Linked DNA regions of Homo sapiens: region 1 is linked to region 2. Evidence: chromatin loops called from intact Hi-C (ENCODE). Cell type or tissue: spleen. All regions are shown on one strand. Each heading gives the region's core, and the rest is flanking DNA. Links, peaks and the distances in the headings are about the cores only.

The links. Hi-C counts contacts between places; a loop is a spot of excess contacts. Peaks named below come from ENCODE experiments on the same cell type or tissue, not always from the same donor. Only the 100,000 strongest peaks of a DNase experiment are listed, where the experiment ranks them.
Region 1: it touches region 2 in a loop (1.9-fold over the local background); 27 of 110 quality-filtered maps call a loop at or near these places.

The regions. Positions count from the first base shown.
Region 1 is chr9:131,233,876-131,242,201 of GRCh38, reverse strand. It overlaps NUP214 (nucleoporin 214), which reads right to left. Exons shown (of 36, transcript NM_005085.4): 36 at 7,539-8,326. Among named protein-coding and RNA genes, the nearest start is that of FAM78A, 38 kb to the left of the region's middle. RefSeq lists enhancers at 3,789-3,948, 3,745-4,312, 4,368-4,868, 4,869-5,369, 2,405-7,293. In spleen, for the core only: no CTCF peak of the experiment used is centred there; DNase peaks (open chromatin) are centred at 2,411, 3,371, 4,001, 4,692 and 2 weaker places; H3K4me3 peaks cover 1,477 bases; H3K27ac peaks cover 4,650 bases.
Region 2 is chr9:131,280,472-131,288,797 of GRCh38, reverse strand. It overlaps a transcript of FAM78A not described here. Among named protein-coding and RNA genes, the nearest start is that of PLPP7, 5.1 kb to the left of the region's middle. RefSeq lists enhancers at 1-802, 4,887-5,744, 5,745-6,603. In spleen, for the core only: no CTCF peak of the experiment used is centred there; no DNase peak of the experiment used is centred there; H3K4me3 peaks cover 891 bases; H3K27me3 peaks cover 2,993 bases.

The DNA.
Region 1 (8,326 bases), core at 30-8,029, 47 kb after region 2:
CAAGTGATCCTCCTACCTCAGTCTCCTGAGTAGCTGGGACTACAGGCACATGCCACCATGCCCAGCTAACTTTGATTTTTTTTTTTTTTTTTTTTGTAGAGACAGGGTTTCCCTATGTTGCCCAGGCTGGTCTTGAACTCCTGCACTCAAATGATCCTCCTGCCTCAGCCTCCCAAAGTGCGAGGATTATAGGGGTGAGCTATTGCACCCCGCCCAAGCAGGACTTTTTTGTTCTGTTTTTTTTTTTTTTTTTTTTTTTCAGATTCAGCCTCGTTCTGTGGCCCAGGCTGGAGTGTGCAGTGGCACGATCTTGGCTCACTGCAACCTCCACCTCCCGGGTTCAAGCAATTCTCCTGCCTCAGCCTCCCTAGTAGCTGGGACTACAGGCACATGCTACAACACCTAGCTAATTTTTGTATTTTTAGTAGAGACGGGGTTTCACCATGTTGGCCAGGCTGGTCTTGAACTCCTGACCTCAAGTGATCCGCCCACCTCAACCTCCCAAAGTGCGGGGATTACAGGCATGAGCCACCATGCCTGCCCTTAGCCTGTTTCTGTAGGCTCATGAGCTGTTTCTTCTTCTGGTAGTGGATTTTGACCTTCTTCCTCTTCTCCAGGGTGGCTGTCACCACCTGGTACTTCCAGGCAACCTTGTGAGCCAGGCGCCCCAGGTGGGCAGACTTTCTCAGAGGCGTGAAACACAGTCTTAATGGCAGCGGGAACCACCCTCTGCTTTTTCTTGTCATAGGGTGGTGGGATCCCACCAGATACTTGGAGGTGGTCAGGGCAGCCTGGCCTCACTTAAGTCTTTTTAAATTTAAATTTAAATTTTTTTTTGAGACAGAGTTTCGCTCTTGTTGCCCAGGCTGGAGTGCAGTGGTCTCAAACTCCTGACTTCGTAATCTGCCTGCCTTGGCCTCCCAAAGTGCTGGGATTACAGGCATGAGCCACTGTGCCTGGCCAGTCTGTTTTTGGTTTTTTTTTTCCGAGATGGCATCTTGCTCTGTTGCCCAGGCTGGAGTGCAGTGGTGCGATTTCGGTTTGCTGCAACGTCCTCCTCCTGGGTTTAAGCGATTCTCCTGCCTCAGCCTCCTGAGTAGCTGGGATTACAGGCACCTGCTACCACGCCTGGCTAATTTTTGTATTTTTAGTAGAGATGAGGGTTCAACAGCTTGGCCAATGCTGGTCTTGAACACCTGAACTCAGGTGATCCACCTGCCTCAGCTTCCAAAAGTTCTGGGATTACAGGCGTGAGCCACTGTGCCCGGCAGGCCTCACTTAGTCTTCGGGGCAGCATGCCCCACACAGTCTGCCTAAAGATGTGGCTGGGGGCCTGGAAGTGGTAGGGGGCGCAGGATAGGTTGGCGTTCATCCACTTGCAGGGGAAGGGCAGGCACTTTCACTTGTTTCTGTAGAAATTGCCAGAAACGCTGATGCCCTTGCCACCCAGGACCACCACCTCTTGGTCCAGCAGTACCTATTTGGCTGTGATAGCCACAGGTGGCCCAGGAGATGGCCTCAGCCACTGCGTACCAGGGCCTGCCCCTCTGCTACCTTTGACAGCCGCCCGTTACCGGGTGCTTTTGTATTCCTATGCGCTTCTTGGGCTTTGTTCTGGGCTCTTACTTGGAAATAGTTTGATTTGTTTGGGTCTTGCTTTTAAGCGTTGTTAGGTGAGATCCAAGTGGCATTCTGGGTAGGACTCATATTCTCCCAGCACCGAGACAAAACGTTTCTGAGCACTGTTTCCAATGCGAAGTGATTTATGAGGCTTTCCACTTCGGCCGGCAGGAAGAGGCACTATTCTTCGCCCTAGAGTTCTGAAGAGTTTGCCTCTAATCCTCTCATGTTGTTTTCCTTCTCTAGACCCGGGATTTCCTCACATGTACCAAGCTGAGCAGTACTCAGTTGAATACTCGAGAGGACCCTCCGCAAGGGTCCAGAGTTCTCTCTGTGTGAGGCCCTCTCCTCCCCAGTCCTCTGCTTTGTAAACTCCGGGAGACTGTCGGGCTCCTCTTGGGCTCTCCTTCCATGCACTGTGATCTGGACACACTCTCCAGGCGGTAACTGGGGCAATCATATGGCTCATTCATTAGTTTCTTGAATCTTGGGGATCACTGTCCTTCCTTGTCTGATGTCTACTGTCTTGATTTTTTTTTTTTTTTTTTGGCAGAGTCTCACTCTGTCACCCAGGCTGGACCTTTGCGGGTCCCCGAGCCCCATTCCTGAAGTGAGTGCTGCCGGTCAGCTGTGGGATCAGGGAAGACTTCGTGGGGCACTGGGGTCCGTCTGCTGGGGCCTGGGTCTCTCCCTGAGAAGGCAGGGAAGCCACCGTGAGCACCCCAGTGACTCTGCCAGGCGCTGCCCTGAGCCCCGTGCAAGCCCTGCCCTGTGAGGCACACGGCACCTGCCTCATTTTCACGGGGGGCAGATGGGACGGCTTGCTCCAGCTGGTGTCTCAGAGAAAGGCCTCCTCCCCAGGGCCTCCTGCACCCAGTCTGCACTCTTCACCACTCACCTGGCTGCCCTGCCCTAGTGCGTTCCTGGGATGAGACCCAGAGGACCCCTGGGCAGGGTGGGGGAGCCCTGGCCTTGCTGTGTGCCTCTGGTGCCATTAGCTGGCCCTGTGCCCTTGAACTGTCTGAATACCTGCTATCTCTTGTCATCTCAGGTGGGGGTCTGGCTTTTGAACAAGTCTTGGCTTCTTTCTAGGAAGTCGTGCTGGGAGTCATTTATCAACAGTTCCTGACTCTTGCTCTGTCCTGGCACTGCCCTCACAGAGCTGCCCGTTGCTGGGACGGACTAGATAAATGAATGAAACCACCGACTACACGAGAAATTTCAATTGCGACGGAGGCCTCAAAATAGCAGTGCGGCAGGGCAGGAGCACACAAAGGGAGCCAGTGCCTGTGAGCAGGTCAGCCCACCAGGAAGGCTCTGCCGTGGGGAGGTGGCGCTTAAATGGAGACCTGCAGGATGAGCAGGAAGGGACAGAGGATGGAGCGGTCCTGTGGCGACGAGGAGAATGGGCCATTTGAGAAGCAGAGAAAGTGCAGAGGGGCCTGGAGAACCGCAGGGAGAGTTAGATGCGGAAGGGGGCAGGAGGGGGAGGAGGGCCAGACAGGAGGGCCTGCAGGCACTGTGAGGGCTGCATGGCAGCCAAGCCCCCTTCTAGGCTTCCAGATGGAAAGGCACTAGGTGAGGTCGAGAAAGCCAACATCCGATGGGCCACAAAGCAAAGCTGCTTCTGTACCCTCACGGGCCAGGATGCCAGCAAGGAGAGGTCGCCTCTAGCCAGGACCGGGCTCGGCTCTTGTCTCATATGCTGGGGCTCCCGCCTTCCATCCACAGCCCACTCGCTCCCCCCACCCCTGCCTGTGGCCTCTGCAGCTGGCAATCTAGGTCTGAAAACAATGCAGAGAATCTCCGGCCGGCCGGGGCTGCGGTATGGATGGGCTTCTATTTATAACAATGCAGCAACTGCCACCTCAGTGGGCCTGTGGCCTGACCTCTGGTGGGACTCTGGCAAGCCTCAAAGCCAGACCCCAGAGGAGACGGCAGAGGAAGGGCAGATGACACAGCTGAAGGGTATGGAGCCAGCTGCTCCCACCCTGGAGTCCTCGTCAGGACCCGCAAACCCCTGTCCATGTGCGGTTCACGCCAACATAAGCTAGACAGGCCCGGCCTCTGCCCAGCCCCCGCCGGGCTGCCGTTGTAGACAGATCGTGATCACAGATACAAACAGGTGAGAGGCAGCAGAGGGGACAGGTAACTGCGTGGTGTCAGGGTTATTTGCTGTGACTGATGTCAAGGCCGGCTTGTTTTCACAGGGTGGTCTGCTGGTCGGTAAGGGGTTCAGCAGTGTTGCTGGCACCAGCCGGCAAGATTTCTTTGGAAATGAACAGGTATCTTGGAGAAGAATCAGGAGATCCAATGGTAGCCAGCCAGGGCCTGGCAGGAGCGGGAGGGAGACACTGCCCGGGCCCCAGTGCTGGCTCCGCCCCTCATTCTCTTGTGAGACTTGGGCAAACCGCTTCCTGGCTCAGCCTCATTTTCTCATCTGAAAGCTGTGGGTTGTAGTACGTGGCTCACAGGGTGAAATGTGAAAATGTCAGTGAAGGGCTTAGCATAGTCAGTGCTGGCATGCTGTAGCCATCCAGTGAGTTGTTACTATTACAAAGCAATTTTTAAAAAGGAATGTGTGTTAGAAACACAACCAGCAGGAAGTGAGCTGTGCTTCCGTATAGCAACATCAACGAGGCAGCGGTTCCCAGCCTGAGTGCCAAGGACCCCAACTCCAAGGAGAAAGGTTCCGAGCAAACGTATTTGGGAAATGGCGGACTGTTTCCTCTTGTTGATTTACAAAACATATTTGCATATTAAAGGCTCAAAAAGGTCTTTTTTATAATAAAAAGATGTTAAATTTTGTTCCATCCACTCTTCCTAAACTTATATGGCCATAGAGCCCCCCCCCACCTTTTTTTTTTTTATAGAATACTAACTTCCCATAGGAGACATTTTGAAAACGGCAGAAGTTTGGGGGTTGATACACCCTCCATCCAATTGCTCCTCCTCCTTTCCCCAGGAGGAAAGTAGAGAGTGATGTTGAGACAGAGCAATGGGGGTGCACACGCAGGAATCCGACCAGCTGGCAGCCCAGGCTGGGAGATCCACTATCCCTGCCTTCCAGCCAGGGTGCTCCACGGACTTCCTCAGAGGAAGTTCAGGCAAGAAGCCCCATCTCTGGCATGAAACTGGGCCAGTTTTGTTGGCTGAAAATCAAATGCCGAGAAGTACTGGACAGGTCTTCTAAGAGAAATTACAAATGGGGCCAGGTGCACTGGCTCATGCCTGTAATCCCGGCACTTTGGGAGCCAAGGAGGGCGGATGGCTTGAGTCCAGGAGTTCAGGACCATCCTGGCTAACACGGTAAAACCCCGTCTCTACTAAAAATACAAAAATTAGCCAGGCGTGGTGGTGCACGCCTGTAGTCCCAGCTACTCGGGAGGCTGAGGCAGGAGAATCCCTTGAACCTGGGAGGCGGAGGTTGCAGCGAGCCGAGATTGTGCCACTGCACTCCAGCCTGGTGACAGAGCAAGACTCCGTCTTAAAAAAAAAAAAAAATAGAATAAACAACTAAGTGGCAGTCCAGAAGCCAAGTGGGGTGAGCTGCTGCAAGGCAGGATGAGGGCAAGGAAGGTCTTTCCTCCTCTGTTACAGGGACTCACAGAGGAGGGTTCAAAGTGTTTTGAGTGGCAAGGAGGTGACTTGGCCCACTTGTGCTTTTAGAGTTTTTCTTTTTTGAGCAGGTGCCAGAGCGGCTTAAATTTACACTTGTGTTTCTTATCAACAATTTCAGATAAAATCCCTTAGCCTGGATTAACTGCAAAATAAACATGTTCATGGGAGCTGGGTTCTGTTTTTCAGATGCCCCCTGGGTGGGTATTTATGGCTACTGTCCTTAGATTAAAGCAGAAGGCCCATGGGGTTCATGGACCATCTGTACAAGAATCACCCACTTTAGGAAAAACACAGATTCAAGGGCCTAGCCTAGCCCTGATGAAAAATCTCCAGCGAAAGCCTGAGCGCCGCACTAGAGCCGCACCATTCCCCAGCAGCAGGGTCCTGTGTTTGATAAGGGGCCTGAAGGCCAGGCAGGAGATGTCCCCACCCCACAGACCAGATGAGGTCAAAGTGGGAACCAACTTGGGATCATTTAACCCAGATGTCAGGCCAGAGCCTGCGGGTGAGCGTAACAGCATCGCCAAGACTGGGAAGCAGCTTTGGGCCAGGTGCACCTCATTTAGTCCGAACCGCCACCCTGCCAGACAGGTATTCGAATTCTACTTTACAACTGAGGGGAAAAACTCTCAAGACACAGAGGCCAAGTGCCTCGTTCTGGTTACAGAGCTGGTGGGGGTAAGAGTGAGGGCAGCCTGCACAGTCCACTCCTTCTCTGTAATGCCAGAGACCTGACCTAGAAGCCTCTCTGGAGGCTGCCACAGAGAACGCAAAGCTGAAAGCAGGCACCAGGACACTCACAGGTGGGCAGGGCCATGTGGAGGGGACCACCGGCTCAGCCACATCACCGTGCCACAGGACTCATACTTTTGCCCAAACGAGAGGCCGGGATTGTGGGTGTCGTGTAACTGGGGTTCTACCTGTCCCTGAGGAGCTCAATTTGGCCTCTATCCCTATGTTGCCATCTGAAGCACCAATTACCAGTGTGATATGTGTGTCTGGAAAAGCCAAGCAAAACACAGCCTAGCTCAGTCTGCGCCCCCTTTCCTGAGTTACGCGGAGCAGAAACATAAATGAAACCTCCTGTGCCTGCCGCTGCAGCACATGCCCCAGAAGGGCTGCGTGGGCATCCCTGGGGCCCCTTCTTGTCATCCAGGCTCTTTGCCTGCCCCGATTTGGAGATGGCTCAAGCCCCGCCATCTCCTCCCTGGGCAGGTGGGAGCGACTGTGCATTCCAGCCGGATATCCTGACAGTTCAGGCGTCAGGGGATGCAGGCTGAGCTGACCCCTGCCATCTACCGCTGTAATCACCCCCAAAAAAGGAACTTGGAGGGGCTCACATGCCAGTAGTACATTCCTCCGGGGCTGCTGCCTGACAGGGAGTGGGGGTGTTATCTGCCTGAGCACAGCTGATAGTGCCTTATGGAGAGATGTCACATGCCACCTCAATGGAGGATCAACGCAGAGAATTTGAGGTCAAGGGTTTAGGCCGAACCATTTCTATTTATAAAAAGGAGTGTCCAGGGGGAAGCAAAAGGGTAGGAGAAGACTGGCTCGGCCTGGGTGCCAGTCGGCAGGATGACAGCCAAGGGCAGAACGGAGCCTGCAGAGCTTCAGGTACATCTCTCCCTTTAAAGCTAAGCCCTCCGCCACGAGCCTCTCCTGTCAGAGCTTGAGTCCCTTTGTCTCTAGACTAGCACGAGCCCACGTGGGAGAAAGATGCCCTGTGACTGGTTGTGAATGTCATGGGGACTGTCCCCCCACTTCACCTGTGAACACAGGGTGGAGGTGACAGGCTCTTCAATTCTCAAGGACCAAAAAGAGCACACATTAAATTTATGGAGACCCCAGCTCTTTGCGAGAGGCAGAGCCCCTAGATAACGGACCGTACAGACAGCCCCTCCCTCTCCTAACTGCACAGAGCGCAGGGTGACAGTCATCCAGAGACACCACGGATCTAATTCCAGCTCTTGGCTCTGCTGGCATCTGGTTGAGGGAGGGATTTCTGAAACCCAACAGTGCTATACAATGAGATTCCTCTTCTCGTGAGCTTAAGAAATCACCAAACACAAAGCCAGGTGGGCGTCCAGCCTCTATCGGAGTCCTCTGGAGCCAGAGTCCCCAGGATGGAGGCTGGGAATGTGCACTTGACAAAGAACTCTGCAGGTGACCCTGGGGCACAGGCGAGATGGGGACCTTCAGACCAGGTGGTGACACAGTGGAGACCTCACCATGGTCTACTGTCCCCACATAAGCCATCAGAACCAAGGAGGTCACACTGTCTGCAACATGATGAATTAATGTCATGTCAAACTTTTATTAAAACATTAAAAAAATACAACCTGCCAATATGTAAAACTCTAAAAAAAAAAATCTCTTCCCAACTCCCCGCTGCTCATGACCCAAGCCAAAGCACTGTCAGATTCTGGGCCTGAAAGAGAAATTCTTACATCTGTTTTCAATGCGAGACGGTCCTTGTTTGATGGCAACTATCTAGGATGTTACAGGCCTCAAAGATACTGCATTAAAGATAAAGAAGCACTCTAATAAAACTGCAGTGATGAGCTCTGGGCCGTCCTAGCAAACACTGTTGTCAAATCCAGCATCGTTCTGCTAGTGTTGTCTGGCAACAGCAGTGTCTGTCTTCACACTTCCTGGGTCTACCCAAGGGCTATCTGCACTGTGGTTAGTAGACACTGGGTAGGTGTGGCTACCAATGTCACTGCCACATACAGAATATAAAGGCTGTCTTCTCAAGTGACCGGCCCCCTCCTCTCTGGAGTAGGACACATGGCACCCAAGAGCCACATGGAGATGAGAGCCAAGGCCGGCTAAGGCGCAGCACTGTCCTGCCTCACGCTGGCTACTATTGTACTGTACTGAAAAGCGCTATGGCTGCTTCTGAAACTCAACTGCTGCTGGCATGAGTGGCTTCCTCTGCCTCCACTCAATCGCAGAGTGCGTCCTTGGATGGTCCTGATACACAATGGCTAAAAGAACAAGGAGAGGAGATAACCAAGTTTCAGCCTCAAAAAGATGACCCACCAGCATTCAACCTCTTCCCTATGTGGAGGGCGCTAGGTCC
Region 2 (8,326 bases), core at 5-8,004:
ATCTGGACCACCTGTGGGAACCCGAAGTCTCCACAGCCCTTTTAGGGCTGATTGGGCCTGGGCTCGATGGGGGAAGCTGCCAATTTAAGCTGACCAGAAGAGTCAGAAGTGAGCTCCTCCGTCTCCTGATTCTCAGTGGCCAAGGCCTGTCTGCTCGCCCAGATGAAGGCAGGGGGCTGCAACTTCTCTTCCAACCATGGAGCCAGCCCACGGTGCCTCAGGCCCACCTAGAGCCTCCCAAGAACAGGAAGCTGCCCTGGGAGGGAGTGGGTGTTCCCTGGCCATGGGGGATGGGCACCCAGGCTCTGGAGTCAGACAGACGGGGCTCTGCCCCGCCATCAACCAGCTGGGAGACCTTGAGCAACTCACTTGGCCTCCCTGGGCCTTGGTGTTTCCACCTGTCGCATGGGAATGACAGTGTCCACCTCTTAGGGCTCTCGTGAGTCCGGGTGAGACAGTGTTTGTGAAACGCTGAGCTGAGTCCCTGCTGCAGAGTGAGTTAGGAATCAATTTCAGCCCTGTGGGTTAGTAATTGATTTCATTTGACAAACGAGGCACAGCCGTCTCTTCCTTTTGAGTGCCCGCTTCAGAAGGGCCCAACCCTGTGGTCTGGCCTCCACCCCTTTCCTGGCAGGGATGAGGCCAGAGTCCAGGAGCCTTCAGTCTGGGGTTCCCTGCAGACGCCCTGGCTGGGTCCAGCTGGGCTGGAGCAGGCTAGACCTGCCTCATTCCCCACTCTTCCTCTCCAGCGTGCTCCACTCAGACTGTGCGGCCATAGAGGGGATGTCGTGGCCGCGAGACGTCCTGCCATCTTGGGTGCAGCAATGATGACATGTGCTGCTTCATCCCGGACACTAGACGGCTGGAACCTGGCGCACATGGAAGTGTGCACGCCAGGCACGGATATTGAGCGTGTATAAGCTCTTTGTGTGCTGAGCTCTCTATGTGTTCAGCTTATCGACAAAGTCTAATGACAGTCCTGTAACGCAGCTGTGATATCCCCATTTACAGACGTGGAAGCTGAGGCTGAGTGGGTGAAGGCCTCGAGCCAGGAAGCTGAAAAGAGAAGGGGTCCGGCTCCTAAGTGGTCCCTATGGGGGGTGGCACGAGGGCCGCTGGACTCAGATCCCTGGACCACAGGGAACTGATCTGCTCATCTCCCCACCAAGCACTCACCCCATTCTCCCTGGGTGGCCTCAGGAGGGGCACAGGAGCCCGGCCCAGACAGGGGCTATTAATACCCAGAGGCTGTGTCAGCATTTCGTCTGGCTAGAGCTGCTGGCATGTTCTGAGAGCCACAATGGGCCTCACACTGTTGGGGCCATGGGGTCTGATTTGGCTCCTGCCCAGCAGTAGTTAAGACATAAAGTCTGGGGTAGGATGGCCCCAGGTTCAAACCCTGGCTCAGCCACCTCCAGAGTGACCCCAGGCAAATCCTTTCGCCATTCCAAGCCCGTTTTCCCCTTTGAGGGCTGGCAAGAAGATTGTGTGAAGGGCTCTTTCTGTCTGTGATGGTTTTGGTGGCTTCCTCCAGGACCCTGAGACCTGCTCCTCTCCCTTGTATGGTGGGGTGACACTGTTCACAGTCTCAGGTAGCTGGGAAGCAAGAGCAAGCAAGCTTGGTGGGCTAACCTGAACCACCTACTATAGCACCCAGATACAGGGAGGCAGGATGGGACCACAGACACTCCTGGTTGCCTCAACCCACAAGCCTTTATTTTTACTTTATTTTTTTAGAGACGAGGTCTCACTATATTGCCCAAGCTGGTCTCGAACTCCTGGGCTCAAGTGATCCTCCTGCCTCCTCCTCCCAAAGTGTTGGGATTACAGGCACGAGCCACTGTGCCTGGCCCCCACAAACCTTTATAAGCACCCAATATGGGCCGCACAATCCCACTTCCCAAGAGACTGAGAATTCATTCATTCATTCATCCATCCATTCATTCATTCAATGCTTTTATTGATCTCGTCCTCTCATTGATCTCGCAGTCTAGTTGGGGATACCAGGACACACATCCACAAAATAATTAGCCAATTTATAAAAGAGTATAATTTTACCAATAGCCTTATTTTTTCTTACTATCAAAGTGTTACATACTTACTGCAATAGATTCAACACACGCGGTTGATATAGGTTTCATCCTACCACCCAGTGTTAACGTGAGGGTGATCAGGATATAAACGGTTTCTCACTTGTCTCATTTCCAATTACTAAAATATTTTGCATCAACCAAGCATTACTTTATTAATTAGAAAATAATATATACTAAATAAGCTATATCTCTATATATCATATATATGCAACATACACAAAAATATGCATTTAAAAATTATTATTATTATTTTTTGAGACAAGGTCTCACTCTGTCACCCAGGCTGAAATGTAGTGGCATGATCTTGGCTCACTGCAATCCCTGTCTCCCGGGTTCAAGTGATTCTTATGCCTCAGCCTCCCGAGTAGCTGGGACTACAGGTGCATGCCACCACACCCAGCTAATTTTTGTATTTTTTGGTAGAGACAGGGTTTCAACCATGTTGGCCAGGCTGGTCTTGAACTCCTGACTTCAAGTGGTCTGCTGCCTTGGCCTCCTAAAGTGCTGGGATTACAGATGTAAGCCGCTGCGCCTGGCCCCAAAATATGCATTTTAAACATGTGATGACATTATACATTCTTCTGAAAAGCAACCTATCCTTTTCACTTAACAATATAAATCTGGCCATGTTTCCATGACACTCTATTATTTTTCAAAGGCTGCCTGGCATTTTGTCACATGGATGGGCCAGAATTTATGTAACCAATCCCCTGTTATTGGACATTTCATTGTTTCCATTGTGTAACTATTCAAAAACTACTCTAGGGTGGCTGTCCTTCTGCATATATCCCTGTGCTCTAAAGCAGGATAGAAACAAGTAGTCAAGGCCGGGCGCAGTGGCTCACGCCTGTAATCCCAGCACTTTGGGAGGCCGAGGCGGGTGGATCATCTGAGGTCAGGAGTTCAGGACCAGCCTGACCAACATGGTGAATCCTGGTCTCTACTAAAAATACAAAATTAGCTGGGTGTGGTGGCTAACGCCTGTAATCCCAGCTACTTGGGAGGCTGAGGCATGAGAATTGCTTGAACTCAGGAGGCAGAGGTTGCAGTGAGCCAAGATGGCACCAGTGCATTCTAGCCTGGGCGACAAGAGCGAAACTCCGTCTCAAAAAAAGAAAAGGCCGGGCCAGTGGTTCACGCCTGTAATCTCAGCACTTTGGGAGGCCGAGGCAGGTGGATCAGGACTTTGAGACCAGCCTGGCCAATGTGGTGAAACCCCGTCTCTACTAAAAATTCAAAAATCAGCAGGGCTTGGTGGCGTGCACCTGTAATCTCAGCTACTCAGGAGGCTGAGGCAGGAGAATCGCTTGAACCCGGGAGGCAAAGGTTGCAGTGAGCCAAGATCGCGTCATTGTACTCCAGCGCCTGGATGACAAGAGCGAAACTCCGTCTCAATTAAAAAAAAAAAAGAAAAAGAAAAAAGAAACAAGTAGTCAAGGTGGGGTGGCTGGGACCATGCTGGGAGGGATCCCCATGGGATCTGGTGGGCTAGCCCAAACTACCTACTGTAGCGTCCAGACATGGGAGGCAGGATGGGGCCACAGACACTCGCGGTTGACAAGCCAAGTCCAACCACCCTCTTCCCATGTTAGAGGAACAAGTGCAGGCCCAGAGTGGTGACATCACTTGTGAGGCCACACAGCTAGCCAGGGCCAGAGCTGGGACTTAGGCAGGCCAGTCCCTCTGACTCTGAGCCTGTGAGCTGTCCTCCTGGCCACGTGTCCCACAGCTTCTCTGTTCCCTGCCTGCTTGGCCTCGTCTGTCACTCATTCACTTACTCATTCAGTTTCATTCATTCACTCACCAACACTTTTTTTTCTTTTTGAGACAGGGTCTCGCACTGTTGCCCAGGCTGGAGTGCAGTGGCATGATCTTGGCTCACTGCAACCTCCAACTCCCAGGCTTAAGTGATCCTCCCACCTCAGCCTCCCAAGTAGCTGGGACTATAGACGCATGCCACCACGCCCGGTTAATTTTTCTGCTTTTTGTAGAAATGGAGTTTCACCATGTTGTTCAGGCTGGTCTTGCATTCATGAGCTCAAGCAATCTGCCCACCTTGGCCTCCCAAAGTGCTGGGATTACAGGCATTGGCCACCGCACCCAGCCTTCACCAACACTTCTTGAAGCCACAATGTGCCAGGCCCCATGGACGGACCAATGAGAAGAGCAAAGATGACCTTGGTGGCCCTGTCCCCTTAGACCAGTAGACGTCCCAGGAGCCTTGCTCCACCTGGGCCTTGTTCCAAATATCGATTGCTGAGAGGTGGGCTGGGAGTGAATTGATTTGCCAGGGCCCACAGCTGGTACAAGGATTCAGACCCAAAGCTCAGCCTAAATCCCTAACCATCTGACAATACTACTTCTCTCTCACTTGACAGCAGGAGTTTTCTGGCAGCTTTTGGTACCTAGAGCAGTTTGGACATTGCAGACACTTGTTTTCTGTCTTTAAGAGTTTAAGATAGTTACCATAAATACAAACATGCATATTTACCCCTGGCTTATACCTAACCCTTGCTATGCCTGTGCCAGGCTTGGAGTAGAGTTTACGCCCTACATCACCCAGTGTAACCAGCACAGACACTTCACAGACAGGGCTTTTCACGCCCTGCACACAAAGGGGAAAACAAGCTCAGAGTTGAGGGATCTAGCCAGGCCACTGCATGAACCAGCAGGGAGCCCCAAGTCAAATCTCACCCCCCACCCCTTGCCCTCTTCCCTCTTCTGCTCTCTGCTGTTTTCTTGTTTGTTTTTTTGAGACAGGGTCTCGCTCTTTCACCCAGGCTGGAATTAAGTGGCGTGATCTCAGCTCACTGTAACCTCCGCCTCCCAGGTTCAAGCGATTCTCCTGCCTCAGCCTCCCGAGTAGCTGAGACTACAGGTGTGCACCACCACGCCTGGCTAATTTTTTGTATTTTTAGTAGAGATGGGGTTTCGTCATGTTGCCCAGGCTGGTCTCAAACTCCTGAGCCCAGGCAATCTGCTCGCTTTGGCCTCCCAAAGTGCTGGGATCACAGGTGTGAGCCACCACGCCCAGCCTTCTTTTTTTTTTTTTAAGCCCATATCCCTTTCGGACGCAGCATAGCCTCACCTCTTTATTCTGTGAGTGTTTGGGGTTCTGTGTCCTGCTAGGAAAAGGCTAGTCCCCCGGGGCGGGGACTGTCGTCTATTTGTTCACTGGTGGGACCCAGGTGCTCAGGCAGTGCCTGGCTCATAGTAGAAACAACTTCCAAGCCGGGCTCGAACCTGCTACACACCTGGTCATCAAAGATGGCCAGTGGGACACTGTTAGGGGACTATTGTGACACTATTGGGGGACTGACGGCAGAAAGGAAGGGGAGGGAGTGGGTGAGAAGCTCCACTCTGGGTGGGGCCAACGGCCTGGCAGCTGCAGGGGAGAGGAGGGAGGGTCCGCCGCGGGCTCCCCTGCCAGGAGGGCGAGGGAGCCCCGCGGAAAGCATTTTTCACCCCCGCCTCCCGCCCGGATCGCTTTCTCAGTTCGCATTTCTAAGGCCGCTCCTGGGTTATTTTGGTCGGGAAACCTGATCCTTCGCTGGGTTTATTTTAGCACCTTGGAGAACTCCCAGTCCCGCACCCGATCCCAGGCCGCCCCCTCCGTCCTTCCCCGGCGGCGGGGGGCGGGGGACCGCGGGGCGTGTTGGTGGGCGGCGCGCCCCTGGCCCGGCCGGGGTTGCCCGCGTCCCCCCACTGGCATCTCCTGCTCGTGGGCTTCTGACCTCTCGGACGGAGGCTGCTGGGTGGGACTGGTGGTGAGCGGGTGCAGAGGGGCGGCGTCGGGGTGGGCGGGGCGGTGCTGAGCGCGCTGCAGCTCCGCGGTGCCGGCGTTGGGCTGCCTGAGCCTCCGGACCTGGGCTGGGAGACTGTGCGTTCTGACGCGCGCCCCGGGCGGGGAAGACCTTAGGCGCTCAGGGCGGTGGCTGGAGGCTCCTAGAAACCTCCAGGAGGATGGGGAAGCCCGGCCAGAGGGGGAGTGGAGGGTGTTGCGGGGGTTCGGGGGGCGGAGTGCGAGGCCAGGAGCCCTACCTGGGACCCTCGGTGGGCAGCGAGGGACAGTCCCTACTCGCCCCTTCCTGATCTCGATTCAGCCTCAGTGACTCGGACTCAGCCCCACACTCACACCCAACACACCCGCATGTGCAGACACACTTGCACACTCACACTCATGCACACCCACAGATGTGCTCACCACACAATCCAGTTCACACCCACACCCACACAGACACACAGACACATGGCCTCATCCACAGACACACATGGACCCAAACACACAACCAGAACACACACTTAAACACATCCTTACACCCCCACTTTCATCCCCTCACACAATACACACACGGTTATACACAACTTGCACGCACGTGCCCATCAACACCCATACCACATATGCTCATTCACACCATTACACACCCCATACACACATGGACACACACCCACATGGCATGCAGGCACATACACTTACAAGATGGACACACTCATACACACCCACAGTCACCAACAACTGTCAAATATAGCCTCACACGCAGAGATGCACACTCACATCATCACGCAGAGATGCACATGCCCCCACACGCCCTATCCCACTGCACACACACCCCACAGCCTCACAACCCACAGCCCTGGTGCACGCACCCTTCCTCCAGCTCAGCAGCAGACACACACATCGAAACAACTGACCGACATACCTCCTGATTTATAGCCATCGATGCTTACTCATAACCATTTTGAGCATCAGTCTGTACCTATTTATTATTGATGATAATCAATACCCTCATTCATGGCTCCTGGCATTATCCCCGACATCTCAGGGAAGGGGATGTGAGTGCTGTTGTCTGGGCCTGGCTGTGACTCCTCCGCTATATCTTCTCAGTGCCTGGCCCGGCGGACGTGTCCGGTCCACACTGGGGAAGGAATGAGCTGGAACAGTGGGCAGGTGCCCCAAGCCTAACTTGCCCTATAAGCCATGTGGTTCTGAGCTTCGGCTGAAAAGGCCCCAGCCTCCAGATTTGCAGCCAGCACAGGCAGCGGTTTCAATCCCTTGTCCCATGCCCTGCCATACCCATGCGGCACCATGGCCCTCAGTGGAGAGTGACGCTCTCACTGAGTGCAGGGCCAGAAGACCCGGGTTCTAGTGAAGGAAGCCTCCCTGGAGGACTTCACTGGGCCTCTGTTCCCCACCTGTAGGGGAGGCTGCTGGACCAGCTCTCTCTGAGATCTTGTCCCTACTCCCCTGGCCAGGCTCAGCCTGCCCCCTGTCCCAGTTAGGCAGGTCAGGGATGCAGACATGCCCTACGCCTCCATCTGCCACCTAGCCTCTCAATGTCTCCCACCTTCAGACACCTGTTTGGCTCTTTGGCCCCACCCACCTCCCTGGTGGACATTCCAAGCTTCGTCATTGGCTTTCGGTCTGGTCCCCAACAGTTGGGGAGAGAACGCTGTCTCCCAGGGCAACAGAATTCCAGCACCGAACATTTCCATCTGCAGAACAAAAACTTTTCCCTCTCTTGAGATTCCTTTTTGGCCTCTGATGACCCCAGCCTTGAAGGTGGCAAGCCCTTGGAGGACCCGCTGAAACTCTGAATGCAGAGTGGTCCATGAGAGAGAAAGAGCCTTGGGACTGTCTCTGGTGGCCACTGAAAACAAGGTCCCTATACTGCAAGGAATGCTGGTGAGAGCGCCCACTATATCCCAGTCATCCAGCCTCTGGGTCTTAGAGCCAGGCCCCCTGGTTCCATCCACCCCTCCCTCTTCACCAGGCCTCAGTGTCCTCATCTGTAGAATGGGATGATGACAGGGTCGGGTCAACCCCTGATCCCTGGGTTTCTCTGGATCAGTTCTGGGATCATTGTGGAAAGCCATGAAGATGCTGTGTGCAAAGCCCCAGCTCACGGTGATGCCTGCAAGGAGACACTGCAGCAGTCTCTTTTCCAAAGACTTCCCAGGTCCCTGCAGCTTGGCAGGGTCAGTGTTGTTTCTACTTCTGACTTGCTGTGTGGCTTTGGGTTTTCATGACTTCTCTGGGCCAATGTGCCAGGAATTGAGGACCTTGTCCTCCCACTGACAACACTTTGAGCTCCCAAGTGGCCATCCCAGTGTTCACCATCCCGGGTGGGGGATGGGGCCGTGTCTCCCCACCCCTCCTCTTTCTCATTTTTCAGAGTCCAGGGAGCCTGAGGCCTGGGGGAGGGGAAAGGGTCCTGAGAGCAATGGGAGTGCCC